2 separate regions of the Homo sapiens genome follow, and region 1 is linked to region 2. Evidence: chromatin loops called from intact Hi-C (ENCODE). Cell type or tissue: Caco-2. All regions are shown on one strand. Links, peaks and the distances in the headings refer to the core of each region. The heading gives the core; the rest is flanking DNA. Region 1 has its middle 44 kb from the start of NEDD9. Region 2 overlaps LOC105374928 (a long non-coding RNA gene).

Evidence for each region. Hi-C counts contacts between places; a loop is a spot of excess contacts. Peaks named below come from ENCODE experiments on the same cell type or tissue, not always from the same donor. Only the 100,000 strongest peaks of a DNase experiment are listed, where the experiment ranks them.
Region 1: a loop joins it to region 2, with 7 times the contacts of the local background. A loop is called at or near these places in 5 of 110 quality-filtered maps.

The regions. Positions count from the first base shown.
Region 1 is chr6:11,269,043-11,284,810 of GRCh38, reverse strand. It overlaps a transcript of NEDD9 not described here. Among named protein-coding and RNA genes, the nearest start is that of NEDD9, 44 kb to the right of the region's middle. RefSeq lists enhancers at 6,894-6,993, 7,004-7,053, 7,154-7,223 and a silencer at 7,121-7,415. In Caco-2, for the core only: no CTCF peak of the experiment used is centred there; DNase peaks (open chromatin) are centred at 7,360 and 9,100.
Region 2 is chr6:11,426,354-11,442,121 of GRCh38, reverse strand. The region is part of intron 1 of LOC105374928 (a long non-coding RNA gene); the gene reads right to left. It overlaps LOC105374929 (a long non-coding RNA gene), which reads right to left. Exons shown (of 3, transcript XR_926485.3): 2 at 15,351-15,529; 3 at 12,562-12,821. Among named protein-coding and RNA genes, the nearest start is that of TMEM170B, 100 kb to the left of the region's middle. In Caco-2, for the core only: no CTCF peak of the experiment used is centred there; DNase peaks (open chromatin) are centred at 7,061 and 7,381.

The DNA of each region.
Region 1 (15,768 bases), core at 3,794-11,793, 160 kb after region 2:
ATATTATATTTATTATATTAATATATAAATATTAGCAATCATTGTTGATTTTATTATTAGTAGCACTTAACATAGTATTTGGAACAAATGAGTATCCAATAAAGGGTAGATATTATTGGCTTATGTAGCAAACTAGTGGTTAACACCTTCAGGTATGCTTCTCAACTGTTTTGAATAACCGAAGCTGAACTGAATTTGCTAGAAGTAGGTCTGTTTGTTCTTTATTTTTTATTTTTTATTTTTTTGAGACAGAGTCTTGCTCTGTCGCTCAGGCTGGAGTGCAGTGGCGCGATCTTATCTCATTGCAACATCCACCTCCCGGGTTCACGCCATTCTCCTGCCTCAGCCTCCCTAGTAGCTGGGACTACAGGCGCCCACCACCATGCCCAGCTACTTTTTTTTTTTTTTTTTTTTTTTTTAGTAGAGACGGGGTTTCACCGTGTTAGCCAGGATGGTCTTGATCTCCTGACCTCGTGATCTGCCTGCCTCGGCCTCCCAAAGTGCTGGGATTACAGGCGTGAGCCACTGACACTGCGCCCAGCCAGTAGGTTTGCTCTTAAAAGGCCTGACCCTGAACAGGAACATTCCATTCTTTGGATGCTGTATTTAAGATGCTATGTCAGACATCTCTATGCAGGATCTCACCATGATAGGCAAATCTCCACCACAATTAGCTTTACTACTGGCTTCCTTAATCTCTCTCTGGCCTATCTTGAGGTCTAAAACCCTGGAGGAGATTGTATGAATTATATTTCCTCATTGCTCCTGCAATCCTTAGAGAGATGACATTTTCATAAGGATGCATCTACACTAACTCTGGCCCTTTCTCTAGAGTAAAGAAGTGACCAGATCACCTTTCATACATACTAGACTGGTTTTATATTGTGATATGATTTCCAAACCCAGGAAGGCTCTGTGTGCCTCTCATCACTCACCACTACTACCATCCACCCTTGCACACACACACGTGAACCCTCCCTCCTGGCTTGCTGACACAATCTGTCTAATTGGAAATCCATTTCTGTGCTTGATGACTTTGTTCCCTATAAAAATACGAATTATCTTTGAAGGAAAAGCAATCATTAACCTTTGTGTGTAGGAGACAGTATTAAAGTAATAGAAAGAGAAAAGCACTCAAGATTCAAGAAAGAGGCATTCAAGATTATTAGATCCCAAATCTTTCCTCTCTTGCAAGAAGAGTTTGCCATGGTCATTAAAGCCATGGCACTGGGTGAGGTCATCATCCATGTGGTGACTATTGCTAGAGAGGAAAACTCTGGAATCTAATGGTCTCAAATGCCTTTTTCCCTCCTCTGTAACCAAGATTCTACTCAAGTTCCCTGATCTACAATAACAGGATGGCATTTGAGCCATTCATTCATTCATTCATGCATTCAGCAAATCCTGACCACCCTCTCACCATGGTCAGGTATTGTTTTAAGAGCAGGGGACACAGTAGTGAACAAAACAAAATCCCTACTCCCACAAAGCTTATATCCAAGCCAAAGAGACAGGTAATCAGCAAATAAACACAAAGGTTGTAATAGGTTGTCAAGGAGTAAGGGATTTCAAGAATAAAAATAAAATAGGGTAAAGAGATGGAGAATGCCAGGAATGCTAGTTTAGATAGAGTATTTAAGGATGTTCTTTCTGAGGCTGCAATGGTTGAATAGAGACTTGAAAACAGTGAGTGAGGCGACAGCTGGGCAGCTAGTAGAACATTCCAGGTACGGGACTGGCAAATGCCAAGGTCATAAGGTAGAAGTTTGCTCAAAGTGTTTGAGGAAAATAAAAGAAGCCTGTATGGTTGCAATAAAGAGATCGCTGGAGAGGCATCCAAAGGCCAAACCATATAGGGCATTGTAGGTGATCATAACGACTTTTCTGTATATTCCAAGCGAGATATGAAACCACTGGAGAGTTCCAGAAGGAAAGTGACAAGATCTGACCTTATTTAGAAAAATCACTTGGGCCGATATACCTAGAACAGATCACCAGGGAGCCAGAGGGAAAGCAGGACAGCCAGCGAGGAGCTGTTGCCGTAGCTCAGGAGAGAGATATTGGTGGCTTAGATGAACAAGGAAGGTAGTAGTCAAAGAGGCAAGAAACAGATATGTGATATATGTTGAAGGATGGGATGTAGGGTTTAGGTTCCATGCCATGAAAAAAGTAAAAAATGACTCTAAAATTGGTTATAGCAAAGGAGAATGCCATTTACTGAGATGTAGAACCATGGAGAAGGTTGGAGGAGGGACAGCAAGTCTGTTCTGGACATGTGAAGTTGGCATTGTCTATGAGATATCCAGGGTTCATGTTGAGCAGGCAGTTGTATACACACAGCTGGGCTTCAGAGGAAGAGTCAAGGTTAGAGAGACTTCCGTTTGTGGTCATCACTGTCTGCATGGCCATTAAAGCCATGGCACTGGCACCATGTGGTGACTTGCTAGAAAAGAGAAGAGGAGCATCCAAGAAAAGACAGTGAGAGGGAACAGCCAGGGTTGTCGGAGGAGTATCTGGAAAGCATGGTAACATGTAAGCCAAACTGTAAAATTGCTCCAAGGAGGGAGTGAGCAAAAGTCGCTGAGAGGTTCAGATGGCGTTTTTAATCTCTACTATTTATTACTGAATTAAAGGAGATGAACACCTGAAACCATGTATTAAAGTACCTTGTGCTACAGGTCAAGTACCAGAAATCTTGACCAAAAATAGCTTAAGCAATAAAAGCATTCATGATGTCACATAATATAATTCTCTGAGAAGAGTAATTCTGAGGGCCGGGCACAGTGGCTCATCCCTGTAATCCCAGCACTTTAGGAGGCCGAGGCAGGTGGATCACTTGAGGCCAGGAGATCTAGACAAGCCTGGCCAATATGGCAAAACCCTATCTATACAAAAATTAGCTGGTTGGGGTGGTGTGTGCCTGTAATCCCAGCTACCCAGGATGCTGAGGCACAAGAATTGTTTGAACCCAGGAGTTTGCAGTCAGCCGAGATCACATCACAGCACCCCAGCCTGGGTGACAGAGCGAGAGTCTGTCTCAAGATAAAAATAAAAATAAAAATATATAAAAAAAGAGTAATCCTGAGGTTGGTTATCTCATTGGCTCAAACATATCAAGGACCAAGATTTCTTCATCTTTGGGCTCTGCCACCCTGTTGGCCAGGTGTGGTGGCTCATGCCTGTAATCCCAGCACTTTGGGAAGCCAAGGCAGGAGGATCCCTTGAGTGCAGGAGTTTGAGACCAGCCTGGGCAACACAGGGAGACCCTGTCTCTAAAAAGATAAAAACAAAAGAAAAAACGGGGGGACTGCTGTAGCTCCAGATATCACATCTTCTCACACCAATGTCCAGAGGTGGAATAAAGGGAATAGCCTTTCATTGTGTCTCTTTCTAAGAGTGAAGAAACTTTACCAGCAACCTCCTGCATAATTATCTTTTCAACGAACCCAGAACTGTACCATGCACCCATGTCTACGACAATCCTGGAAGGCAGAATGATAGAAATCGATATCACACTTTAGGGCTGGGGAAGAGCCCAGGGCCTCTCAAAGGACATGGCTGCTCTGAGGAAGGTGGAAGAAGTCAGGGTTCTGTAAGCAAGAAAGAAGACTTAAAAGGGTAGTTCTTGGTTCAACAACTGATACCATCTGCAACACAAGCATTTGGGCATTCTAAACATGCCTATCTTTCTTCCACAGCAATGATACAAATATAGGAAGTTATGAATAAATATTCATTATCTCTCAGCCAAGAGGACAAGGTTTTCCTTTTCAGGCTAGTGTTTGAGCAACCATTGAATGCTTATGCATGTCGTAGAATCTGTGGGTTCAAAGAGGCCTTGAAGGTCCATGTATCCTCAATATAAAATCCCCATGACTTCTTGTATTAGAAAAGATCCCAGCAAGACATACAGGACACACTCAGATTATCCTAATGTAACAGGAACTCAGAGGATTTGATGCCAGGACTAGCTACAAGTGAGGCCAGGGCTTGGCAAACACCAAGGGCAATGCAGTGGCCAGGGCTAGTGTCAGGGAAACCTCCCTCACCATGCCTAGGAGGCAGAAGAGGGCTCCAAGCGTGGGGCCCCCAACAGGAGTCAAGACCATTGGTTGAGGGACATAGCCAAGCCACAGTGGCCTTGTACGGATGGGAGAGGCAGGGGAAAATGTCCAGACTTTACTTCCTTCTCCACTCAACTGGAAGCCAAAGGGCAGAGGAGCCGCCCAGTGGAATAACTGCAGGTCAGACTCTGGGGTGCAGAGCAGGGGAGAAGAGGGTGGAGATGGCACCGGAGGAGCAAATGGAAGACACCCAGTCCTCCCCATGGTGGGGGCCAGCCACTCCTCAGGCTGCTCATTTCCCCTGGCCAGTTCTGACTGCTGGAAAGTTCCCAGTCAATCCAGGGTCCATGCAAAACAGGTCTAACTCTTCACTTACATGAAAATACTTTAGATAGAGGACAACAGCCCACACACCTCACAGCCAAGTGGTGGAGTGAACAACCTTGAGATGTTAGTTTAGTTCCTTGGCCCCAGGGTACCCAGTGTCTGATGGAATTGGAAAGCTAAGGTCTCCATACATCTTCCCCTTGGCATGTTGTTTCTCAGCTGGAGGTAATTGCATCCCCCACAAGACACTGGCAATGAATAGAGACATTTTTCACTGTCAAAAATGGTGGAAGGCATGCAACTGACATCTAGAGGGTAGAGACCAGGGATGATGCAAAACATCCTATAATGCACAAGGCAGCCCCCACCATGAAGAATGATCTGGCCCCAAATGTCAATAGGCCAAGGATGAGAATCCTGCCCAGGCAGGAGCTGAGCCTGGACAAGGCTGTAGCTGCAAGACCTTTCCCGGGAGCCACCCACGATGTTTCTCTGGGACATCTTTGTTTTCAAGGTGAGCTAATGCTGAAATCTGTGTTTTCAAGGTAAGATAACGCAAAACAGTGCTAGAGTCCTTGAAGAACTGGAGGGAAGGAATAAGCAGCAATGGAGTTTCAGGGGTGCGGGGAGCGGGAGGAGATGAGAGCTGTTTGTTTGCAGTGGGAATGGCAATTGTTGAATTTCCCCTTGCCTGGCCCCGGCTTCTCAACTAATGCAAGGGGGAGCCCTGAGCCACCCTTGATATCCTGCGAGCCATCCTCACATCACAACATCAGCTTTCGCAGGCAAGCATGTAAACAAGAAGACCAGCCACGAGAAACATAAGAAAGAAATAAAAGTTGTTTGGTCTTCTGTCAGGAACAGATTGTTGGAATATTCCAACCCCAGTCCAAAAAGAACAACCAACAATAACAACCGGGAGACCGCAGCCCACGCTGAGACACACGAAGCCTTCGCTTTTCCCGGTGCCGCGGACCGTTTCCAGGAGAACGCGCCGCTGGCATCGTCCTCTGTTTTTGCCATGGCCTGGGGAGCTCTAGTGTTTGTCCAAGCACCCGCATTAGGGCCAAGAAATATGAAAATGTCATCTGTGAGCATGAATCAGGAGCAAGTGAACTTCTCATCTGCTGAAAGTCAGCAGGTGTGAGTATTCTGACAAACATCTGCAGTCCTGCAGCAATTCCTCATTTATTTGGCATCAACAGATCAGCTGGAAATATCATATTTTAAGTGAATCTTCCAGATAGCTCAAGTTCACCCTATTAAAGAATATCCTTAATGATGTAGCCTTTTAGGGTGAAGACAACTTTCCAAAAGGTATCTATTGCCTTTACTTCAATCAAGTATATTGACAATATTTCTATTTTTTAACTGGCTCAGAATAATGAGTATAATGTAATAATAAAAATAATAAGATGTCTGCAGACCTAGGGGTAGTTTGCCCAGACATTAAATGAACCCAGATCAGAACCTTTTTCCCCCTGCTTTTTTTTTTTAACTCTTTATCCTCCCTTTGTGTAGCTGTCAGCTGCTACTCTTTACTTACATCTCCCGACCTGTCCATCTGTAATCCCTGCCTTCTAGTAATTGCCGCTGTGGGCTAGGACAGTGGTTCTGAATGTTGGCAGCATGCTGAAATCTCCTGGGTCCCATCTCCAGAATTGTGTTTTCACTGGCCTAGGCAAGAGGACAGTTTGCAACTCCCCAGGTGACTGTGTTGAGTAGCCAAGGCTGAGAACCACTGAGATGGGAAATCCAGTATCTTATCTGTTAGAATTGTGCACAAAATAAGAGTTAATATGATCTGAGAGATTTTCCTACAAATAAGCTTTAGTGTATAAACCTTTGGCATGTATTTTGAGCTCTTCGAATCTGCAACTTTCTCATTCTTAGCTGTACCTCAGCAATGTGACCTCAAGCTAGGAGAGAGGTAGAAAGGACCAGTGGTTAAGTGTTTGGGGTCTAGAGCTCAATTACCTAGGTTCAAACCTCAACTCTGTGGCCTCGAGCAAGTATCTTAACCTTTTTGAACACCAGCCTCATCTATAAGTGTTGGAAGGACTCAGTGAGTCAGTGCACAGAGAGGGCTGGGGACAGGGTCTGGCACGTCACAACACTCAGCACAGTCAGCGTTACAGGCAGGGTCTGGCAGGGTACAGAATTCGCTTCAGATGAACAAGGAGGAGAGGCAGAGGTGCGAACTGGGAAAAGAGCGCAATTCAAGGCTACTGTGGTTCCCAGAGGCTGGCGAGTGAGAAGCTTGACTAGCCTGGACAGGAAGCGGGAGGGGAAGAAGATGTGTTATGAGATCCCAGGGAAAGCTGAGGCTGTGGAGAGAAGCAGGGAGGCAGCAGAGAGGAAGCACCCGACTCCCATTCTCCCTCCAGCCTCCGACCTCTTGCAGGAGCCTCCCTCCCGCTGGCTGGATCCAGTGAGAAGCCAGGGAGTGGAAAAGAAGTGGCCCTCAGGCTCAGCTTCTCAAGAGGCAAGGCAAGGCAAAGGAAGAAAGAGAATGAATCTGGGTGGGTGGGAGGCAGGCAAATGGAGAAGAACCAGCCGAGTTAGCTATTACTAATCATTCCGTAGCTGGGAAGTCACCAAAGAAAGTCCCTATTGCCCTAGAGTGGGTGAACGCTACACAACATCCGCTGTAGAATCAGAAAGAGAATTGCCCCTCAAGTTCCCACATGCTGGAAGAAATGTGCCTCCACCACAGACCTTTAGCACCAAACTGAGATGGTTCAACACTGCTATGGGCAAAAGTCCAATTTTTTAAGATGTCCTAGCCTCCTTGAGAATCTCAGGGCTGAGGGCAACGTGCCTCATCCCTGTGGACTAGTTCGCGCTGCTCTCTGAGCCTTTTCTCACCAGCTGGCCTCTGTCTCTTTTCCACCCCCTGCCCATGCCTGTCAGAACTCAGACCTCCTAGCTCACTTCCTTTGCTAATTGAAACACATTCCTGAGCCCCATTTGTAACATGCTTTGGAATTTCTTCCTCCACCACTTCCCCACCCCCAAACGCCACCTCTCTCTTCTCACTCATGAATGTTGACCTTTTGTCTAATAAAAGCTTCATTCTTCCAACCTCCCACTATTGACTTAAGTAGCCATTCTTGGCTGTGTTTACATTTGCTCTCCAAAACCATAGTCTCACTACCTATCAAGTACTCAGTGGTGTAAGTAGAGGCAGAAACCCTTTTCTTCCAGCAGCTTCCATTTTAAGTGTAAGGACAAGAGACATTGCTCAGAGTGGCTGGTGGCTTTCCCAGTGGATGTCTTTGCAGCGTGATAGTTCCGCCCCATGCTTTGCCACTGCACCATATTACAAATGAAAATTAGTCACTTCCAGATGCACCCCCCGGGCATCAGAGCCCTCTTGTACTGTGCTGGTACACTTGCTTCGCTGCCTTGGAAACTCTGCAGTGACTCTATTTTCATTTCCATCACTAGTTTGTTTGTTTGTTTGTTTGTTTGTTTCCAGATCCTGTAACCAAAGAGCTATTCCTTTGCCAGGATCTAATTGAACTATTCATCCTTGTTCCTCCATTATGTTCCTTCCAAATTCCTTTGAATCCCTCTTTCCCATCACATATGCATTATGCTATAATAATGGCCACTATTTGGCTCTGTTTTCCCTTGGAAGCCTGGCACATGTTACTACTGTGCTCTCCTGAGTAAAGAGAGAAGGTGGAACCAATCCTGTTCCCCTCTGGTACTCAGATGCCCTTCTGCAAAAGCATCAGAATCAGGGAACCAGGACCTCCAGAAAGAGCTGGGTTTGAAGTTAAAAAAAATCCTAATGAGGTTTGACTTGGCAGAATTTTAAGCACTGATTTGGGTTCAGGTGGGCCAAAAGCGTGAGTAGCAGCAACAGCAGCACCCTCTGTGTACCCACTCCCTGCAAACCCCTGTTCTAGGCCCTAGGAATTCCATCAATCCCTACCCTCAAGGAACTTACATTTTAGATAAGGAGAGAAGACTCAGCATGTGTGCGCGTGCGCACACACACGTGCACACACACATGCACGCACACACACACGTGCACAGGTGCACACACACGCATGCACACATACATGCACACACACACAGAGCCAATAATGCAGGCTAGCATAGAATGAATGCCAATTAAGTAGTAGCTAAATAATAATAATTAACTTGCATTTAAAAATCTGTAACACAGGCATTTCTCTTAATCAAGACTCATTTTCTCCCAGGTAATTTCCATTTTAATTGGTATTGGTGGAGGTTTTAATTAGATTTCTTAATCTATCTCTGTTTCTGTTTGCACAACTGAAAGATGTCTCCCACTTCCAAATCTAGCGTATTGTTTGAAATTTTGAATTTATGACATCTCCACAAATTTACTATAGATTGATCCATCAGTATCTAATGATGTCTTGAGATGATTTCTTATGATTAAAACACTTTAAAGTAGTGATTATCTAAAGTAGAATCTAACTTCCCGTTTGAGGAGGTTGAAACATGTGCTTCCTATCTTCGGTTCTCATTTTTTTTAATGTGGGTGCTGCTTTAGCAAAGCCAATAACTACAAGAACATCCTCCCCCAGTTTGAGTAGATGTGTCACCAGAAAAGCAAAAGTCCAATGCTGAGTGATTTGAGTGGCTTGGAAGAATTTCCCAGCTTGCAGCTTATACTGAACGAGCATTAATACAAGTAAACCATTAACTCATCAGTCACACCTGCTCTGTTTGCTCTGTGCTTGTTTCTATCCTAGCACCCTTGACAAAGTGCTGAGCTTGCTGCCTGTGGGCATGTCGGCCTCCTTGCTAGACCATTCACTAGCTGAGAACATGCAGGAGGTCTTTTAAAAAAAATTTTGTATATATATATATGTGTGTGTGTGTGTGTGTGTATGTATGTATTTTAATTGACAAATAAGAAATGCGTATATTTTATGATGTACAGCATGATCTTTTGAATGTTTGTGCAATGGCTAAATCAAGCTAATTAACATATGCATTAGCTGACATATATCATTTTTTTAGGGTAAAAATATTTAAAATCCACTCTCTTAGCAATTTTCGAGTATGCAATACTTTACTATTAACTATAGTCACCATGACACACAATAGATTCTCTGAACTTACTCCTCCTAACTGAAATTTTGTATCCTTTTACTAACATTTCCTCAATCCCTGTACCTCCTCTCCCCAACCTTAGCCTCTCATAACCACCTTTCTACTCTCTACTTCTATGAGTTCCACTTTTTTACAGCCTGCAAGTAAGTGAGATCGTGTTGTATTTGTCTTTCTGTGTCTGGTTTATTCCCCTGAGCAAAATGTCCTCCAGGTTCACCCATGTTGTCACAAATGCCAAGATGGCCTTTTTTGAGGATATGTAGTATTCTACTATCTATATGTCCTGCGTTTTCTTTATTCATCTACATTTATTCATTTATCCATTGGACACTTAGGTTGATTCCATAACTTGGCTCTTGTCAATGCTGCTACAATGAATATGGGGGTGCAGAGAGCTCTTTGACACACTGATTTCATTTCTTTAGATTTGTACCTAGAAGTGTGTATATATCTAGACCAGAATGGAATTGCTGGGTCATATGGTAGTCCTATTTTTAATTTTTTGAGGAATTTCCCTACTGTTTTTCATAAGGACTGTACTAGTGTACATTTTCCCCAGCCGTGTGTAAGGGTTCTTTTATTCACATCTTCACCAACACACATCATTGGTTTTTTCATGCTTTATTTTTTGGTAATAGCAATTCTAACAGGTCTGAGGTCATATATTATTGTGATGCAGTAGGTATTATTCAGCTTGGTACAGTGAGTACAGCAGAGAGTACAGTTCCCAACAGAGAGTACAGTGCTCTGTGCCCAGCAGGCCCAGAAGTGGATTAACGAGTTGATTGAATAACTGATTAGTGGGAAATAAGGAAAGCATTAATACTCCCAGAGAGCAAGGATAGACCTAGGGGTGCTTGTGAGAAACCAAGGTTGATCTACAGCATTCACAGCCTGGTGAAAGGGGCCCAGAGTGTGGCACCAGCTGTAGCCCTGTCTGCACTGAGGGCCAGGTGAGTGAGATGTGACTGGGTACCCCTTCCAGGTCCAGGGAAGAATCTGAAGAGTGGGGCCCACATCACCCTTCAGAACATAAGACATGGACACTCCCTGATCACAGGGACAGCCCAGGTCATTTAGCCCTATCCCATACCCCTTTATAACAAAATACTCTATTATTACTTCCGTAAAACTTGGAAATTGAGATATGTGCAAATGAGGGTATGTTCCAAAAAGCTCCTAACAAATACTAACTCCAATTCTCATCTGGTTCTTGGGCTTGACATAGAGAGGGAGAGAGAGTGGAAAAAGGATTTGGTCTCAAAACAACTTTTGGATTTTGCCTGGAAACAGTATCTCGTAGCATGTTCATTGCAGCCTTTGGCTGAATTCTTTCATTAGAAAGAGGAAAAGCACATTTGGATGTTGACGTGACATTCAGGTAGGCAACATTTCTTTGCTCGACTTGGGAAAATGCTAATGAAGAAGAAACCAATCCTATAAAAAGAGGTCAGAGTACGTCAAAGTACCTGTCCACCCCCATAGTCGTTTTCCTTAATCTTGACATCTGAATCACTTGCTGTCGGGTGAACACAGGAATTTTCCAGGGAACAATCTCATATTGAGTGAGGCTCTACTCACGGTTGCCCTACATGTCATGGGTGTCCATTTCGGCCTTCCATTGTATGAACAATGCCCAGGGTAATTCGGATCTTGATAACATTGACTCACAACCTCAAATAAATGAAGTCATATCAAGCCACTGGCAAGACGGAATCTGCCGGCCGGAAAGGGAGTAGAAGGCTAGACCACAGGCGGGGACTGTGTGGAGGGCAACACAGGTGAACGCACACAGATAGGCGCAGTCCCCGGCCGTTCGCACCTCAGCATCGGTGGCACTTGTCATGATTCAGGTTGCCCTTGCTTTCAGCAAATTCAACCCTTTTGAATGCTTGTTTTTATAGAAACTAAATTAGAGAGGGATTATTCATTTACAAACAAATTGTTCATTTTAACCAGAGTCTTAAGTAACTGATACCTCTGTGCTAGTTATAATTTTTTTAATCTCAACTTGGATACACATTTTCAAGAATATATCTATTAGGTAAAGTACACTCACATAAGGAAAAGTAGATGGTTAATTGCCTGGCTATTTAATTCCCAATATCATAATCTTGGACACTCCTTTCAATAAACCTTCACCTAGCCAATTCCCAAGAAATCACTTCCTCAAGTGAGTTAAACTGGGCAACGGTTAAGCAATAGGAGTGTCTTTTTTTCAGATGCCAGCACAGAGCCACTTGTCCCTGTTAATCACGAAGACTGGAAAACAAGCAGAGCTATGTGACGGATATATTCACCAGACCCTATCTCTGTGGGAGGCGGTGTTTTGGCACAGACAGGCTGATGATTTCAGGGTCAAGAGGGAAGTGATTAATCAAACTGGGAAGAAGACAGAGGAAAATCCAGCAAACAGCTATGAAGAACATATAAAAACAACAACCACCCAATATCTGTATGGGTAAACAACGCTCCGTTTGCACACTGGAGAATGCAATGAAGTGTGACCAGGATGAAGCCGAAAACAAAGAAATGATGCTTCCAACTGCGGCTCCCAGGCATGGCTTTTCTTTCTGCACCTTGGAGACTCCTCTGCAGCTCCATTCTCATCCCACACCTCCAGGGTCTGTGCACACCAAGGCAGGTGGAAGGGGAGGCAAGGAACTGAGCAATCTGAGGTTAGGTGGGGGAAAGGAAACACACCTTCTACTATTAGTGCAAAACGAGAATTTTCCCAGTTACCGATCTTGAAATAAATTCATCAGATGATAGCGTTCTCCTTCTTCTTTTGCCCCTTCTTTTGCTCACACATCCTACCTTAATTTGAAACATTGCAATGAAAGAGAAATGTAAAAAGCAAATCTAGACCAAGCTGCGTTCAAATGTGCATGTAGCCAGAAACCTTAAAAGTAGAAGGTGATCATTTTGTTTTGTTTGAATTTTTTAAAAAGTATAACATCTGTCAGGTACTGACTGTGAATTCTACATCTTGTACTGAGTCGCCCCTCTCTTCTATGGAACATTAGAAAGCAAGAGGAACTACCATTTGTGATAGACGAAGACAGATTTGCAGGTGGAGGGAGTGACAAGACCTGATTTGTTTTCTGCACATAATGAGTAATCCTTCAGACACAGAGATCCTCATCTGCAGCACGAGAGAAAAGGTAAACCAAGTCCCCAGGCTCAGCACCCATGGAAAGGAGCAGAGGGAGAGAGTCCTCTGAGTTGGCACACGAGTTCTGCACCGGGCTGTCCTTTGATATGACAGCTCTCTTCTGTGGTGGGGCCACCTAAGAAGTGCTTGGGAAAATATCTTGATAGGAGAACTAGACGGAAACATGCTTTCAGAGAAGGGATGTGTCTTGTTGCTTATTGTGGTTTTTCAATACATGAGCCTAGTTTACATAGCAGGGGCCCAAATGCAGCTCTGTATAATATTGTCATACTTCAGCTATGTGCGTGTTTATCATTTCTTTACCAACAACAGCTGGAGAAAATGGCTGAGATTGGAGAGGAGGGAGCAGAGGTAGAGAGGAAGTCAAAACCTTGGAATGGATGACATACCACTTCCCCAATGAATGAAGCTGCAGATTCAGCCACATGTAGTTGATGTCGCCATGTCAAGACTGCATTTTTCCTTCCAAACACAGAAGTATGGGGTAAACTTAATGCAGGACTATGAAGATGAAGCCATTGAGGCCCAAGACTTTATCTTGATTTCTTCAATTCCTTGGATATGTTTACTCCCTCCCCACACTGGGCCCTTGTAGCTGCTTAGACTGAACCTACTGGCCCTTCTCTTGCTGGAAAGTTGCCCTCCAAGAAGTGCAAGAGCTCAGATTGCACCTGCTAACTGTTAAGACCAGACTTGGCCAGGCTACCAGATCTTTCTGCAACAAGGCCAGCTTCACACTGCCTGAGCAGACCTTTCTGTTCTGCCAAAGGCAGCTGAAGCAGGGAAAATGGATCAGCAAAGGGATCTGGGCCAGGCGCAGTGGCTCATTTCTCTAACCTCAGCACTTTGAGAGGCCAAGGTGGGAGGATCACTTGAGGCCAGGAGTTCAAGACCAGCCTGGGCAACAAAATGAGACCGCATTTCTACAAAACAATAAGGTTAAAAAAAATTAATCAGGTGTGGTGGCAACTGTGGTGCCAACTCTTGAGACACTAAATCGGGAGGATCACTTGAGCCCAGGAGATGGAGGCTGGAGTGAGCTATGATAGCACCACTGTATTCCAGCCTGGAAGATAGAGTGAGACCCTGTCTCAAAAAAAGTAAATAAAGGAATCTGAACTTGAAGAATGGGCCAAAAAAGAGTGATACTTGACTGCGGTTCCTCTTTGCCTGTGCCGTCACCTGGGATTGGAATTCTGCATTTCCCACCCCCAATTCCCTTCTCCAGTCATCTAACTCCTCTGCTTCCTCCAATACTCAGCTAAGGCATTACCTCCTCCTAGAAGCCTTCCCTGAAATCCTCAAGCAGTTCTCTTTCTTTGACTTCCCTCTTTGGAGCCTCAACTGTCTCTTTGGGTTTGTCTGTCCTGCTAGACTGAACGTAAATAACTAATGAGGGTATCTGCATGGAAAGAAACAGACCCTTCTAAGTGCTGTGTTAAGTAACTTCACTGAACCAGATGAGAGCATTAGAGCAGCTGCTTTCTAGGGTTTTGCCAGCTCCTGTATGCGGACGTGAGGCTGCTGGGGATGTTGCTATTAGTGATAAAGTTAAGGGTCCAAGAGGTTCTTTGCTTCACGACTACGTCATTGGAGGCTGATAAGCCATGGCCAAGTGTGTTCAAGGTCTCCAGCTGTCATAAAAGTGTCTGCTTGTTTATTTTAGGTAGATAAGTGTTGCTATTATTCCTGGGATGGTAGGAAAAGCCGGGGGCAAGAAATCACTCTGTGAAGATATATTGAGATCCCTGGAACATTTAAAAAAAAAAAAAAAAAAGGTTGAGGGGAGGGAGAGAAACCACATAGCCTGCATTTGGTGATACTGTAATTCTAGCTCCCTTTAATTACAGTTAATCACTACTTACTATTTTGTAATCTAAGGTAATGAACACTGTAGCTTTGCTTGCTAATTGAAGTTGACAGAATGCGAGAAAGCGCCCTATGGCAAACCCCTTTCATCAGGAGAGTGTTTTATCTTTGTTTATCAACAAGAGAGTGGATTTTTTGTTTGTTTATTTTAAGGAGTCACACTCTGTTGCCCAGACTGGAGTGCAGTGATGCGATCTCGGCTCACTGCAACCTCTGCCTCCTGGGTTCAAGCAATTCTTCTGCCTCAGCCTCCAGAATAGCTGAGAGATTATAGGCACGCACCACCACACCCGGCTAATTTTTGTACTTTTAGCAGAGTCAGGGTTTCTCCATGTTGGCCAGGCTGTGCTACAACTCCTGACCTCAGGTGATCCACCCGCCTTGGCCTTCCAAAGTGCTAGGATTCAGGCATGAGCCACCGCATCCGCCCAAGAGTGTTTGTTTGTTTGTTTGTTTGTTTGTTTTTTAATGGTTTACTCTAGGTTTAATTCAGAGGAAGTAAGAGATTATTCTGCAGAACACCCTTGGGTATTTAACCTGGCACAACTCAATTAATAAGTGATCCATTTTACTATTACAAACTAAATTTATCTTTGGAAATAATGACAGACCGAAACAACCCAGAAACTACATATATCTATTTTGTATGAATTAAAAAGGAAAGAAATCACCAGAAAGAAAAAAAAAGAGTTATTTAATTGAGTGCATGGCCCCATAAGGGCAATTGGAAACCTGTATTTAAGTTTGTATGCAATTTTGTGTATGCATTTTCTGGAAAGAAAAGTCATACTTTATTCAGATACCCAAGGAGGTCTGTGATATCCCCTCTGCCAATCTCAACTTAGATATTAGTGTTTAGTGAATGAAATAGTCCATAAACTAGATTGACTATAAATCTGGTAATAATGTTGTAAAATAAAGGTTTTCCACGCTCTACAAAAGAAAACCAAAACAAATAGCATAGCTATAGTTCTCTCAATCCTCATCCCCAAATTCTCTGCAGCTCCCTAAATAGCCTAAGACACCAGAGAAAGTCAGAAATTTATTGTCACAGCAGCTAGAATGACCTGTCACCTAACCAGACAAAGTCCAGAGCAGAACTGAAGGAGCAGAAGTTCTTAGAAGGTTTACCTTGCACTGCCATCACTCACTTCCAGCCCAAAACCTTTAACAGGTACTTTGTTTGTAGTGAATGGCTTAACTTCACTGAATTGCAGTTAACCTCAAACGTTT
Region 2 (15,768 bases), core at 2,463-10,462:
GTCTCTTTGCTAAAACATAGAGTTACCTTTACTCCAGGTACCAAGAAGTTCTTCATCTCCATCTGAAACCACCTCAACCTGGATTTCATCATCCATATCGTTATCAGCATTTTGGTCAAAGCCATTCAACAAGTCTCTAGGAAGTTTCAAACTTTCCCACATTTTTCTATCTTCTTCTGAGCCCTACAAACTCTTCCAACCTCTGCCTATTACCCAGTTCCAAAGTTGCTTCCACATTTTCTGATATCTTTACAGCAGCACCCCACTCTACCAGTACCAAGTTACTGTATTAGTCTGCTCTCACACTGTTGATAAAGACATACTCGAGACTGGGTAATTTATTTATTTATTTATTTATTTATTTATTTATTTTTTTGAGACAGAATTTCACTCTTGTTGCCCAGGCTGGAGTGCAGGCGCAATCTCAGCTCACTGCAACCTCTGCCTCCCAGGTTCAAGCAATTCTCCTGCCTCAGCCTCCTGAGTAGCTGGGACTACAGGCATGTGCCACCATGCCCAGCTAATTTTTGTATTTTTAGTAGAGATGGGATTTCACCATGTTGGCCAGGCTGGTATTGATCTCTTGACCTTGTGATCTGCCCACCTTGGCCTCCCAAAGTGTTGGGATTACAGGCGCGAGCCACTGCACCCAGCCAAGACTGGGTAATTTATAAAGAAAAAGAGGTTTAATAGACTCACAGTTCCACGTGGCTGAGGAGGTCTCACAATCCTGGCAGAAGGCAAAAAGCACATTTTACATGGCAGCAGGCCAAAAAAAAAGTGAGCCAAGCAAAAGTGGTTTCCCCTTATAAAACCATTACATCTTAGAAGACTTACCACCGCAAGAACAGTATGGGGGAGACCACCCCCATGATTCAATTATCTCCCTCTGGGTCCCTTCCACAACACGCGGGAATTATGGGTGCTACAATTCAAGATGAGATTTGGTTGGGGACACAGCCAAACCATATGAGATATTAAAAGGATACTAAGGAATATTAGGAGTAACTTTACGTCAATAAACGTGATAGCTTAGGTTAAACAAATTTCTTAAATGGCACAAATTACTACAACCCATTCAAGAAGAAACAAATCTGCATAGACCCCCATCTATGAAAGAAATTAAATTTGTAGTTTAAAACCCACAAAGGAAATTACAGACCCAGATGGCTTCACTGGTGAATTCCACCAAACAGTCAAGAGAGAAATAATATCAACTCTGTACAAACATTTCCAGAGAGTGAGGAGCAGATAACACTTCCTAGCTCATTCTATGAAGCTGGAATTACCTTGATAAAGACATTACAAAGCATTGTAAGATAAGAAAACTACGTATCAATATTTTTCATGAACTTAAATGTAAAAATCCTAAACAAAAATTTAACAAGTCAATCTAACAACAAATGAAAACGATAACACACCATGACCTAGTGAGGTTTATCTCAGGAGTGCAAGAGTGGTTTAACATTTTAAACACAATTAATGTAATTCACCATAACAAACAAAAAAAGAAACATCGTGATCATCTTTGTAGATGCAGAAAAAGCCTCTGACAAATCCAACCACCATTCCTGTTAAAACATTTTAGCAAACTAGGAATATAAAGGGCTCTCCTCAACCTGATAAATGGCATCAACAAAAAAGACCCCTAGAACTAACATCAAACTTAATGATGAAAGACTGAATCCTTTCTCCAAACATGAAGGAAAAGACAAGGATGCTTGCTGCAACCATTTCTATACAACATTGTATTGAAGAATCTAGCCAGTATAATAGGGCAAGGGGAAAAAATAAAAGGCATCAAGATTGAAAAGGAAGAAAAATTTTTCTTTTGCAGGCAATATAATTGTCTATATTTAAAAGTCAGTGTGATCTATAAAAAACTACTAGAACCAGTAAGTTAGGGTAGCAAATTTTAGAATATAAAATCAATATACAAAATTTAATTGTATTTCTATAAATTAGCAATGAACAATTGGAAATGGAAAAAACTTTAAAAATGACATCATTTACAATTGCGCAAAAAAAACGAAATAAGTAGGGATAAATCTGACAAAATATCTGCCTTGAAAATGATGCAACTTTGCTGAGAAATTAGAGGGGAAAAAATGAAGAGACTTTGTTCCTGGGTCAGAGGATTTAGTATTGTTAAGACATCAATTTTCCCCAAATCTCTCTGTTGAATCAATATGATCTCAATCAAAATCCCAGATGCATTTTTTATCTCTTTTCTTTTTTTCAGAAAATGAAAGCTGATTCTAAAACTCATTCAGAAATTCAAGTGACTTAGAGTATCCAAAGAAAATGTAGAAAAGAAGAACAAAGTTGAACACTACTACTTCGTTTTGAAATGTAGGATATTACCAGTGGGGGTAAGAAGAAGAACAAAGCCTGAATAGTAAGCTTTCTCAAAGTTTCTTCAAATAAAAGGGTGTAAAACACCTGTTGTGTTGGGATATAGTAAAAGATAAAATAGACTGGTGTGGCCTCACGTCAACTGGCAAAGTATCAAACCGACTAAACCAACTATTTACCGGCTATAATCAAAGTCTATTGGGCAGTGAAGGGTCTTGAATATTAGAAACAAGCTGCTTTCAAACTTGATAAATAAAATTTTTTTCACTTCCATATAATTTTTATCTTACCTACTTCTAAAAAAACTTGAAGTAGCTAACAATGAACTAGGAAAACTGCCTAAGATTCATGACCTTACTTTTACATATGTACTTTATACTCTTGCATACTTCCTCAATTCTGCTTTGATTAGAGGGGAGATTACTGAGTGACTTCCATTTGACAATACTAAATAATAGGGAACAAACTCAAGTCTTACATACATTTTCCACTGTCTAGACTTCTTATTTTAGATCCATCTAATGCATGAAGGACAATGGGACATTTTCCAAATCTAGGAGGAGCAACATGTAGCTGTCGTCATAGTCCTTCTTATGTTAGGAAACTTCCTATCATTGTTCCAAGAAGGCAAACACTTGAGAACCACAGTGCAGGAAATTAATGGTTTCACAGAGTAAAAGGCCGTTTGCCATGCAGACCACAGTATCATCAAATGTCTTATGATGATGGCATCTCCTACTCAGCATCTTTGCTTCTTGAGGAAAGTTTGATTCTTTCTAGAGAAGAGACTGGTGACTGGGGATTTAAATTTTCTCTTGGAGTGAAGATTTTCTCCATATTTATGAAAAATAATAGTAGCAATAAATGATACTTAACGTAAGGCCTTAGGGCAATATTTCAGGTGTACCAATGCTTTTCATAGGAGTCAGAAAAATCTTATATATGTGAATCTTATAAGTTGAGGAGTGGGAGGAAATTTAATAGTATCTGAGCTTTAAGTATACTTCTTTAGGATAATAAAGAGGACTTTTCATTTAAAATTTTAAAATAATAATATAGAAGACAAACAAGCAGCTTACACTTTCTTCTTCATGGCCAGGATAAGTATCTTTATCTGTTACAGAGTTTGAATTTTGGAAAATTAAGGGTTGATTGCATTTGAATCCTGTACTCATTTGTATGCTGCCTATAATATCCTTTCAAAATATAAATGTTTTCTTTCTGCCCCCAACTGACTATTGTTCAAACTCCATAGTATGTTTCACCAGAACCTTCATGATGTGGTAAACACTGTTTACCTCTAGCTTCATTTCTTTATCACACACACATATACACACAACATGTTGTATTTTTCTCTAATTTACTCATGAGGTCTCTATCTCTAGAGTGGCTATGAACTCCAGCCCTGTGCTGATGGGGCTCCAGGGGATTTGACCATGCATGTTTAGAACGTGCCTTTCACAGGGTACTTCTTTATCCTGGCTCATTGCCTCATGACTAAGTGTCCCATCTGTGACCGGGTGTCCCTCAAACAGGAAACTCATTTATTCTGGAAGATGCCCTTGTGCTCTTGTCTAACTCGTGTCCAGTTTATTCCTGCCAAGATAGCCATGCTCTAGAGAGCTCTGACCAGGAAAGAAGTTAGGTTCAGGTGTGTTTCTCAAGTGAGATACAGAGGAAGCAACTCAACAACACACAATCTACCAGAAGCGGTGTATTCCTTACAGATCCCAGAGAGCACAGAGCAGCATGACTCACAGGGCCAATGGAAAGAAGGCAGCTATCCAGGACATCCATGCACGATCAGCAAATGGGGAGCAAGACACAGAGACACCTGTGGGCCAAAGCCTTTACTGGAGTCCAGGGCCTTCCCCAGTTAGGTTTCCCATGACGAGTTCTAAGTGGTGGGTTTACAGCAAGCAGATATGAGCTCTGTGGGGTTGTGCCGTGACTGAGAGGTGGTCACTGCACAGTCCATGTGGGGTGTGGGGGTCAGTGGGGTGAGTCAAGCAGGTTGTATCTAGCTGACCCATGGGGAGGGGGTCACCAGGAGGTGGTCATTTAAGGCAAATATCTGGAATAACCACTTTGAGGAGTTGAGAAGACAGAGAACTAGAAACCATGTCAAGGGTGATGAAGCCCTATTTTGGGTATGAAAAAGTCCAACTTTTATTCCAAATGGATGCTGAGACAACATAAAATTATAAGAATTCACTACACTAGGCTACACTCCTTTCTACCAACTTTATCACACCCTCCCTGATTACATATCACCCTCATACCCTATAAGGCAGCTACACGGACACTATTTCAGTTCCACATATGGCCTAGGCTCTCAACAGACCCTTGGCCTTCACCCATGTTGTTTCACCTGCTTAAAATACTATGTTACATGTAATTTTTGTTTGGTTAATTTCCACTGGTCCTCAGCTAGGTGGACATTTTCTTTGAAAACTTCTTAACTGACTTTGCCAATGAGGACTAAGGCTCCTCATATATTCCCCTCTCTTCCCCTACCATAACACTTGTCATTTTTGCAGACTGCATTTTCTACAGATGTCCACAGCTCTATCTCCTATCCCACGTGCTCCTACCTTGCCTCTCCTTCATTATTAGCTGCAAGCAGCAGACGTTAAAGGACTCAAATTCTCCTTCCCTGGAGTCTATTCAGCCTTAATAACCAATACAATGTGACAGAAGTGATGGCCAATGATCTTCGAGGCAGGGCCCGAAAAAGCCATGCATCTTTTGCCGGTTTCTATTGAGATGCTTGCTCTAGGGGAAGCCAGTTGCCACCTAAGAGACACAGTTACCCTAAGGCTATCCTGTTGGAGAGGTCACATGATGTAGGTATTCCTGGCAACAACTCAACAGGGCTCCCAGATAACAGCCAGCAAGAACTCAGCCAAGTGAACAGAGACACCACCAGGTAATTTCAGCCCCTGGCCATTGAGTCTTGCTAGCTGAGCCTCAGACATTAGGGAATGCTGTGCCCTGTTCAAATTCCTGAACTTCAGAGCCATGAGCATCATACAAAGGTTGGTGTAAGCTGCTAACTTGGGGGATAATTTGTTACACGGCACTAGTAGCTGAAATATTATTAGACAAGTGGATGTTTACTCATCAAGGCCATAAGATTCCAGACCAGACTATAAATGCATGAGTGTAGGTGTTCTATGTGATTCGTTTACCATTACAACCTCAGCTTTTAGCCCAGTGTCTGTTACAGCAGGGATTACAATTATAGGGATTTAGCGAACAATCTTAGCCAAATGATAATCTTAACTAAATAACAGATTAATAACAACTTAAATAATAATAATCTTAACTAATTGAATAGATTAATAAATGGATGAATGTGTTCTTAGTCTAGTTTTGTGTTTATCTACCTCTTTCTTGCAGCTCAAATTTGGTGACCTAGCTACAAATTGTTGGCGTACACAGGAATTGTTTTTCCTGTCTGCCAAGTTCCCCATCTTTAATTTCTACTGTGTTCCTTGCCCCAGCATTTAGAATATGAAGTAGCCAAGAGAAAGGCCTTGGACCATGTGGATCTCAGAAAGCTCATCTGGTAGGGCCCCTGGAGTGAGCAGAAGGGGACCAGGGTTGGGTGAGGCGTGGTTGGAGGCAGCACCCCTCTGAAGCCTGTGAACTTGAGAATGGTCTTTATGAGAATGCAGAATCATCCATTAGTAAAGTGCTGCCTCTCTCTTTCCACATACCTTCCTAGGGCACAGGAATTGAAGAGACTGAAGAGAGATGACAATTAGACCAAATCAGCGTATCACCAGCTCCCTGCTCAAGGAGTGTTAACTGGTTGGGCAGGGGGCTATTCAGGTGGTGTGTTGCGTGAGATAGTATCCCTGCCTCAAAAAATCTGTGCCATCTTCCCCTTCTACCTCAAACCCTTTTCCTGCCTTTACATATAAGTGTGTGCATGCACACAAGGCCATGAAGAGGACTAGGGTCTTCCTCACACCTGATTCTATGCAAGATGGATGTAGCCTTCCATGCTGGTGTACTTTTCCCAGTATAGACACAGAATAAGAAGAATAGGGATAAGAATAAGAATAAGAGCAGAAGAGCAAGGAGAAGGAGGAGAAGATGGGAGAGGGAAAGGAAGAAGAGGAAAAGTTATCTTTTATTTGATGTTTGCTAAATGGCATGAATTATAATAAAAGCTTTTTGGCATAATCCCATTTAATCTAATAACAACAACAACTCATAATTTCCAATTTGTAGATGAGGAGACTAATGCTCAAAGAGTTTAAGCAACTTGCTCAAAATCTCACATAGTTGGTAATTGTTGGAGCCAAAATTTTTAGCCAGGTTTGGCTATCTCTAAATTCCTTTCTCTTTCCATTCAATGAATCTACAGGGGGTTCTAGTATCACCTGGAAGTATCCAAACAGCCCACAAGGAGCAGTGCTCAAACTGGATCATGATGTGGGAGTCACTTTGATTCTGACGCTGTACAGAATTGAATTCCTTGTTATAACACCTGTTTGAATTTTGCTTCTCCACACACTGCTCCTTGGATGCCTAAGCACAGCCAAGAAGAACTCCTAACTTACCTAAAGTCCAATGTCCTGGCGATGCCTTGAGGATCAAGAATTCAGGGTATCAGAGTCCAACACAGTGCATTGCACCAAAGAGGAGCTGTTGAGTAATTCAGTTGATGGCTGTCAGCCATACATTGCTTCATGCACAAGAATGCATGTGTTACTGGCAAAAGAAAAGTGACTTCCTAAGATCCATTCTAGTTCAACCACGTTAGTTGTCCTGATCATAGCAGCCACTGTGAATTCAGTTGGTTTTGTTAACTCCCCATGATGCAGTATGTACACAAACTCTGTTTGCTAAGGCAATGCAGAGTCAGTAGTTTATTCAATGTTTACAGAAAGTGATAAGAAAATCAAGGACTAGAATCAAGTGTCTAGGCTCCGGATCAAGTTACTCCAAGGTTGCAAGGAATTTTCAGAGGCATTTCATAGCTTCTTAAGAATGCTTTCTTGAAATAAAGCCTGGGGCCGGGCACAGTGGCTCACACCTGTAAATCCTAGCACTTTTGGAGGCCGAGGCGGGTGGATCATCTGAGGTCAGGAGTTTGAGACCAGTCTGGCCAACATGGCAAAACCCGATCTCTATTAAAAATGCAAAAATTTAGCTGGGCATGATGGCGCGTGCCTGTAATCCCAGCTATTTGGGAGGCTGAGGTAGAAGAATGGCTTGAACCCAGGAGGCAGAGATTGCAGTGAGCTGAGATGAGCTGAGATTATGCCACTGGACTCCAGCCTGGGTGACAGAGCAAGACTCCGTCTCAAAAAAAAAAAAAAAGAAAAGAAAAGAAAAGAAAAAGAAAGCAAGCTTGGGTTGCTGAGATTATGGCCAGCATTCTATAACTGAGTCTGGGATTGTAAAGTAAAGAAGCACCAGCACCTCCTTTGAATTGTTTTGTTTTATTTTTCCAATTCAGCAAACATTTCCTGGTCATCTGCCCTTTTAGAGCTTTGCCACTTAGCCCTATAGAGGACACTAAGCAATAGGAAACATAATCACTGCCTTCAGAATATTACAATCTGTTGACAAAAATAAGTCTTCAACTAACATGCCCCAGAGGGTGAGAAGAGCCTGGCCCTAAAGATACTCACAAAATGTGAGAGAAGTAAGCAGCCCAGAGAAGTCTATTCCAACAGGCAGTTATGTATTTCATTTTGATCATGTGTTTATTCTTGTGGTTTGATTCAGTATGACCTTTGGAGCCTCACTTTGGACTAGACATCGAGCTACAGAGTGGAAATAATTGATCTTACATTTTTTGTTTAACTAGTTCACTATACCTAGTAATTATGGAAAAGTTGCATATTTCAACAGATTCCTTTGTCATTTACTACTCTTTGGTGGGTCAGAACATAATAGTTCACAACATATACATGCTGATTTTTAGATCTCAAAGTCAGAATATAGGGTTGAATATGTAATTATAATAGATAACATATATAAATTATGATAACATATATGTTACTATGCCAATAAGTTGTACTTAGGCCCTTATATACTTCATGTGGCTACTTTCTCTTACATTGGGGAAAAAATATAAAACCTCTCTCTTAAAATCCTACTATTTAGAATAGATGTAAGAAGTCAAATTGTACCCTCCACCTGCTCAGCTGAGTGGCAGAGCTCTATCTTTAGAATGAAAAATCCAGACTGCTGAGTGGTGATAATTTAAATTCTCCAAAAGAGAAAAGTGGGAAGTTAGAACAAGTATGAAAGAAATGAATGAAAGAAAACAAAACATTAGCTCCCAAAGAAAAGATACAGGAAGTTAGGGAATTGAGAAAGAAAGAAAAGATAGACCAAACACTGTTTGAAACAGAACAAAAAAATTCTGAACAGAAGCCTGACTTACTATAATCCATTATATCTTTGCTGATACACCCAAAATAGGATTCAATTTAGTTCCCAGTAAATGACACCAAACACCAAAAACAGCTAGTGACTCACAACTTAGAAAATCAGTTGAAAGCGCTTTCCAAATAGATCTGAGTTTATACTTAGTATTAATAGAACTGTTTCCTTTTCCTCTAATAATAGGTCAGAATATACAATAGCATTCTCCAAGATCTAAAAAAAAAATTTTTTTAAATATCACATTTCTATTTTAACATGAAATTCTCTTCTTTTGATTTTTTTTCTAGTTAAGTGCAGAGAGCATTACAAAAGCACTCAAAAAGCTATTGAATCTTGATGTTTGAGAAAGAGGAATGAGTTATAATTGTGGCATGATAGTAGAATGAATTACAGAATGAGTCACAGCAGTAAAAATAGTATTACAGATGGTGCTTTAATACCTTAGTACTTTTCCAGTCTTCAAGAATTCACTGTCAACATCCCCAATTGTGGTCCACTGTAGTGGTGGTCACATTTTAAATAGCCCCTTCTTTATTGAGTCAGTGTTTTATTGCAGTACCAGTGCCTTTCTCACTTGACTTTCAGCTTGTAGTCATTCACCACATAAAAATACCAGAAGGAATAAGATGATTGGATGAAGAATGCAGAATAATAACCATGTAAGATGTAATGTGCCATAAATGCGGTGTACACATATTACATATTATGGCAAAACCTTAGTAATTGCCTGTCTGGTTTAATTTTCAGCTGAGTAAAGGGAAAAAATTCTGAGGCTGTGCTATCTTTTCCTCTATTATTATTATTACAAATATCTGTATTGGTCAGGGAACCACATAAATCCATCACTACAGTTTTTACAGTTTGCAGAGTTTCTGGACTTGGAAGCTAACCTAAGGTAAAACACCCAAGCTCAGCTTTCCAAAGTTTTCTTACGTTTTTCATCAGAAACGAATTTCAAGTTAACCTTTAGATCCTAAGAAACAAGAGTTTCCCATGAAACTGTGGGCTAGCTAAACCCCAAGTAGGGAGGGGCGTGACCAGGGCGAGGATATGGTGTTCTCATTCCCTGTTGGCAGATGTGTTAGACACGAATGGCCTTCTTGAATCTGGGAGTCTTGCTGGGGCACCCAAACCCGGAAGAGAAAGAGGCTTCATGATTTGGGGGGAGGAGAGACTGGGGATGGTAAATGCCCAGGCAAAATTCTGGTGTGTGCCAATTCCAGCCTCTCATTTTTCTCCCCATACCTCTCTTATCTTCCAACTTAAAGTCTGAGAAGAGCTTGACTTGAGAGCAGCTCAACTTTCTCAAGGACACAACTCAGCCCATGAAAGAGCTGTTGTTCAGATAGATAAATATTCCACAGTCTCTGATGCTCCATATTGAAATTCATCTCCTCCTGAGATTCTGCACTCTGGGCTTCTAAAATCAGTTCCATTCCAAACTCCTCTGTTACTTCATTGCCTTTATCTCAACGGTTCTAGAAACATTTGGGGCCCCACTTTGACTTGAACATCTGTGCTGTACTCTAATCTGCTCCGTGGCCCTTGCCCGGCATTTGTTCCCCCTGGTCCTTTCTTGCACAATGACATCCCTTTGTGTTGATGACCTAAGATCTCTGTTCCAAGGGCTTCACTGACACACACATTTTATTCGGTAAACACTTTTTTATGCCTGCTGCTCAAGATTCTACTCTTGGAGCTCGGCACATACTCCCGCCTTCAATGAGAAATCCACAGTCTAGTGAGAGGGAGTGAAAAATAAAGCACAGGAGAATAGAGGCTTTGGAAGGAGGTGACACAGGGTGCTATGGGGGTGTGTAGAATCCAGGCCAGGCTAGGGGTGAGGGAGAGGAGGGCATTGGGAGGCTTCATGCAGGAGGAGACACCTGAGCTGAGTCTTTTTTTTTTTTTTTCTGAGACCGAGTCTTGCTCTGTCACCCAGGCTAGAGTGCATTGGTACGATCTTGGCTCACTGCAACCTTCGCCTCCCAGGTTCAAGCCATTCTCCTGCCTCAGCCTCCCAAGTAGCTGGGACTACAGGCATGCGCCACTATGCCTGGCTAATTTTTTGTATTTTTAGTAAAGATGGGGCTTTACTAGGTTGGCCAGGCTGGTCTTGAACTCCTGACCTCGTGATCTGCCCACCTCGGCCTCCCAAAGTGCTGGGATTACAGGCGTGAGCCAGCCATCGCGCCCGGCCCTGAGCTGAGTCTTGATGCACATGCAGTAAGAGGTAGCCAGGCAATGACCTAAAAGGGGAAATGGGCAGGAGGGTGAAAAGGATACTGGAACAGATAGAAAGAGAATAGCAGCGTGCATAAAAAGATGCTGATTAAATACTAGAAATTTTAAGTGCATAAAAGTGAATAAGGAGACAAGAGAGGAAGGTTTTTAAAAGAGTTGGCTATGAGCCCTTTCCTTTTCAATGGGTCCAAATAGCTCGTCTTAATCGGATTAGGTTTGCGTAACACAATACCATAGACTGGGTGGCTTAAATAACAGAAATTGATTTTTTGCAGATCTGGAGGCTGGGAAGTCTAAGATCAAGGTGCCAGCAGATTCAGTGCCTGGTAAGGGCTTGCTTCTTGGTTGGCAGATGACTGTCTTTTTGCTGCATCTTTACATGGAGGAGAGAGCAAAGGCTCTGCTCTTTTCTTCTTTCCCTAAGGGTACTATTCCCATCATGGCGGCACCATCCTCATGACCTCATCCAAACCTAATCACCTCCCAAAGGTCCCATCTCCAAATATTATCACATTGGAGATTAGGGCATAAACATATAAATTTTGGGAGGACACAAAAATTCAGTCTGTAATGCAGTTTTTACTAACAGAGAAATAAATGCATGGTGCAGAACTGACGAATTTCTCACCTGGATGCCATGGACTGGATCACAATAAACCACAAAACTGCTCTTTCTTTATTTCATCAAACCTGTGATCAGTTAGCAGGGCTCTAGTCATGGCTGATCGCACTGTGTAATTAGAGACCTAAGATGGGCTATGGTTCGAATGTGTGCTCCCAAAAGTTCATGTGTTAGAAACTTAACTGCCAATGTAACAGTAGGAAGAGGTGGAGCCTTGCAGGGGTGATTGGGCTGTGAGGGCAGAGCCCTACAAATGGCTTCATGCCATTATCACGGGAACGCGTTAGTTCTCATCAGAGTGTGTTGTTCTAAAGGCAAGCTCAGCTCATTCTTGCGGTCGCTTGTGCTCACGTCTGCCTGCTGCTTTTCTACCACGTACAGCAGCATGAAATCCATTTCCAAAAGCTGTGGACATGCCCTTGGACTTCCCAGTCTCCAAACCATGAGCCAAATAAACATCTTTTAAAAATAAAATAAAATAAATTACCCGGTCTGTGGCATTCAGTTATAGCAATAGAAAACAAACTAAGACAAAGATAGTCTTTTATTATTGAGGCATGCAAAGAGAGGCCTCTCCAGAAATCCACTGCCTTGCCCAGCTCAGGGCTACAGAAGACTGACACAGCTCTTCCTGGCATGGGTGTTAACAGTCCCAGCTAGACTTGAAAGAATTGTTCCATATCCCCCCTGCTGTCAGGTGATTCATGAGCTGCTATTCCTCCATCTCTCTGGCCACCTGATGTCATGGGACCCCCAGCCGAGAAACCTATGATCTAATGCTAATTGAAGACAGGAAACCAACCTCACACTGCCTCCTTTACCTCAGAAGAAAACTCTTTTTCTCCTGATACCTTAAAACGCATATCTGACTTTCAGGTAAATGTCAAGGTTCACCAGGTTGTCAAGTAAACCACAAAATGTAAAGATTACTATGAGGGCTGAAAATTTTAATTGAGTCTGTATGAAAGGAAATGTGCCAGAAATATAGATCTCATTGGTTACATAACCATCAGTGTAGTTTATAAACAAAATCTCAAGTTCCCTTAAAATAGTATGGTTATTAGGAAGGAAGCAGCTGATGATGTTTATTTTTCTCCCATCAAGAACCGGGTCTTAAGCTGTAGAAAACTGTCAGCATACAAGTATTTGCCATCTTTCAGCACAATCCATGTTGGTGGGAAGAAGGCTGATTAGAAAAAGAAAAAGACACAGTGTACAAGAAAGAATATATGTACCAAAAAACAAGGTCAATAATGAAGCAATGTGGCTAACCATAACTTGGCTTCTAGGATTGAGATTCTGGACCGTTGAGTAATTGTGTTCCCTTTGCTCTAAGTCCCATCTGTCTTGTTTTGAACCCCTTTCCTGGTGGTTTGTGTGGTGAGCTAACCACTCAACCAGCACTGGGCATCACTGAAGTCTAAACACACAAACACCCTCAGGGATTCGTTTCTAAGCCCTAGAGGGAGAGGAGCGCTGGTATTTCACAGGTCCAGCTCTGGAATTCAGTACTGTCTCTAAACAGGAAGAAGAGATGTTTACAACTGCTGTCTGGCTCAGGGGCCAGCCTGTTTCTCTGAGATGTGTTTGGCAAAACCGGAATTCTAAATTTGATGCAGAAAACAATCACTTGATATTTAAAACAAGGACTAAATGTTTTCCTATTCATTCCATATTCAGCCTTAGTTACTTAGAGGGGTTACTGACAGTGTTGTTTCAAACTCTGCATGGCATTGTGTTAAAAAAGAATGTATTCATTTGTTAGTTAATCGGTCCAGTAAATCTCATTGAATTCTTAGTATCTTCTGAGAGGTGCAAAGAGCTCTTAGACCCAGTTTTACCCTACAAAGAACCTGCAGCCAGCCTGGGGACTCATCATAGGACAGGAAGCTTGTTCATGGTGTTGCTGTTAGCACTGTATCTCCCACATCTAACATGGTGTCTTTAGTACCTTCTAAGTGTTCAACAAATATTTGTCAAATAAACAAATGAAATTAACACCCAGGACGACAGTAAAGCCTTTCCAGGCTGAGAAGTGATACTCCAAGCTAGGTGACTGGGGGAGGCTTCATAAAGGAGGCAGGATTTTAGCAATGCTTTCAGGAGGGAGTAGGACTGGATGCAGCTAGGGAAGTGTGGAAGGGAAAGGGGTTACTTCTTCAGGTAAGGGGGTTCAGATGAGTCCAGCCAGGAGATTGGGAGACCCAGGGCATTTTCGAGAGAGAGAGTGGCTAGAGTGCAAGAGGCCAACTGTGGGGCAAAGCCTGAGAAAGGTGGACTAGGGTAGACTGGGCAGGAGAATGCATACTGGAGGGAGGCATCTGAAATCACTTCCGACGCCACTTCACCACGTAGTTAGGAAAAGAGAATTATGAGTAAACAGAGAGGTGTGGCCAGGGAGAACTACAGAGAGAGCCGGACTGAGCACAGGGACCCGGGTGGGCCCCATTCCCACGGGCTTGGTACTGTGATGCTCCGCATTTCCTGCCTTGATTTTAACCTTTAGAAAAAGGGAAAATTGTTCAAAAACCTGACTTCCTATGTAGTATTCCAAGTGAGTCATAGGACTGTTATGTTTACAGCTAATTTTGATATAAAGATATGACTAGGAAGGGGGATAGGTCTCAGAGCCCCAGGAGGCTGCTCTTGCTGAAAATGGTCTGAGGCGGGAGACCCAGCACCCCATCTCCCCTCTCCTTGCAGTCATGCCATGGGAAGGAAGACTGCAAGGGGCCTGGTACGCACCAGCCTTCGCACTGTGGGGCCTCACAGCACAAAGGGTGTGTATGTATGATGTGTACTGTGTGTGTGTGTATGTGGTGTACGGGTGTGTGTGTGGTCTGTTTGTGTGTAAGAGGGAGTGTGTATGTGTATGTATGATGTATGTCAGTGTGTGTATGTACATGTGGTGTTGGGGAGTATATGTAGCAGGCATGAAGCGGGTGTGTGTGTGTACGTGGTGTGGGTGTGTATGGTGTGTTTGTGTGTGTGGAGTGTGTATGCGCATGTGTGATGTGAGCGTGTATGTGTGGTGTTGGGGAGTGTATGTATGGGGTGTGAGGGGTGTGTGTGTATGTGGTGTTTGTGTCGAGGGAGTATGTGTATGTGTGATGTGTGTATGTGTGGTTTTCGGGAGTGTATGTATGGGGTGTGAGGGCTGTGTGTGTGTGGTGTGGGTGTGTGTAGTGCGTGTGTGTGTGGAGTGTGTATGCACATGTGTGATGTGAGTGTGTGCACATGTGGTGTTGGGGGTGTATATGGGGGTGTGGGGGAGTGTGTGTGATGTGTATATGTGAGAGCATGTGTATGTGTGTTTAGGGGTTTCTGAGCACTGAGAGAGTTTGAGGAAGAGAAGAAGTGATGTGGGGCCTGGACTACACCAGCGTTCTCCCAAGCAGGCCCTGTGTATGTGGAGAGCTGATCTTTCCTTGGTGTCTTTGTGGATTTTCAGCTAAACTCAATAATCTCAAAGATAGTAAAAAACAAAAACAAAAAAACACACCAAAAAACCAAGTTAGTCAGGAGAGCTACAAAAAACAAAAACCCTCATGAGATTAGATTTCTCAATAAAATAGTTACAAGAAATTGTTCACACTCCAGGAGAAGGAATTTTTTCTACAGCTAGCTTTCGTATCAATGTTGCAACCTTCTTTTTCATCTAAGTTGGAACTATCAGCCCCCACCCCACGCCTCCCCAGGCTGTGTGTCCCTGCACCTTAGCCTGCATGGAGTTCTTTTGCATCTGAGCAGGCTGTGACCTCCTGGATGGTGGGAACTGATTCATTTCCATAGAGCATTTCTTGGCACAGAGCAGGTGCTCAGTTTTGGATCTGAATGGGATCCAGGAGGGACTTTGAAGTGCAGTCTCCTTGTGGGGGTTCTCCCTACCATGAGCTGCAGAAGAGAGACTTGTTTATTATCTCACAGATAACTGGATTCAAATGCATGTGTGCATGCGCACACACACACACACACTCCCCACACACCCATTACAAAAACTAGCATTACTTTTGGAGATCATGTGATCTGTTTCAGTGTCAAGAAATAGGCACATTTTCTTAATACAGCATAATCTATTCCATGCTAATACAGTGTAATTCTCTTCTACAGAATTCATGCTTTACACATTAATG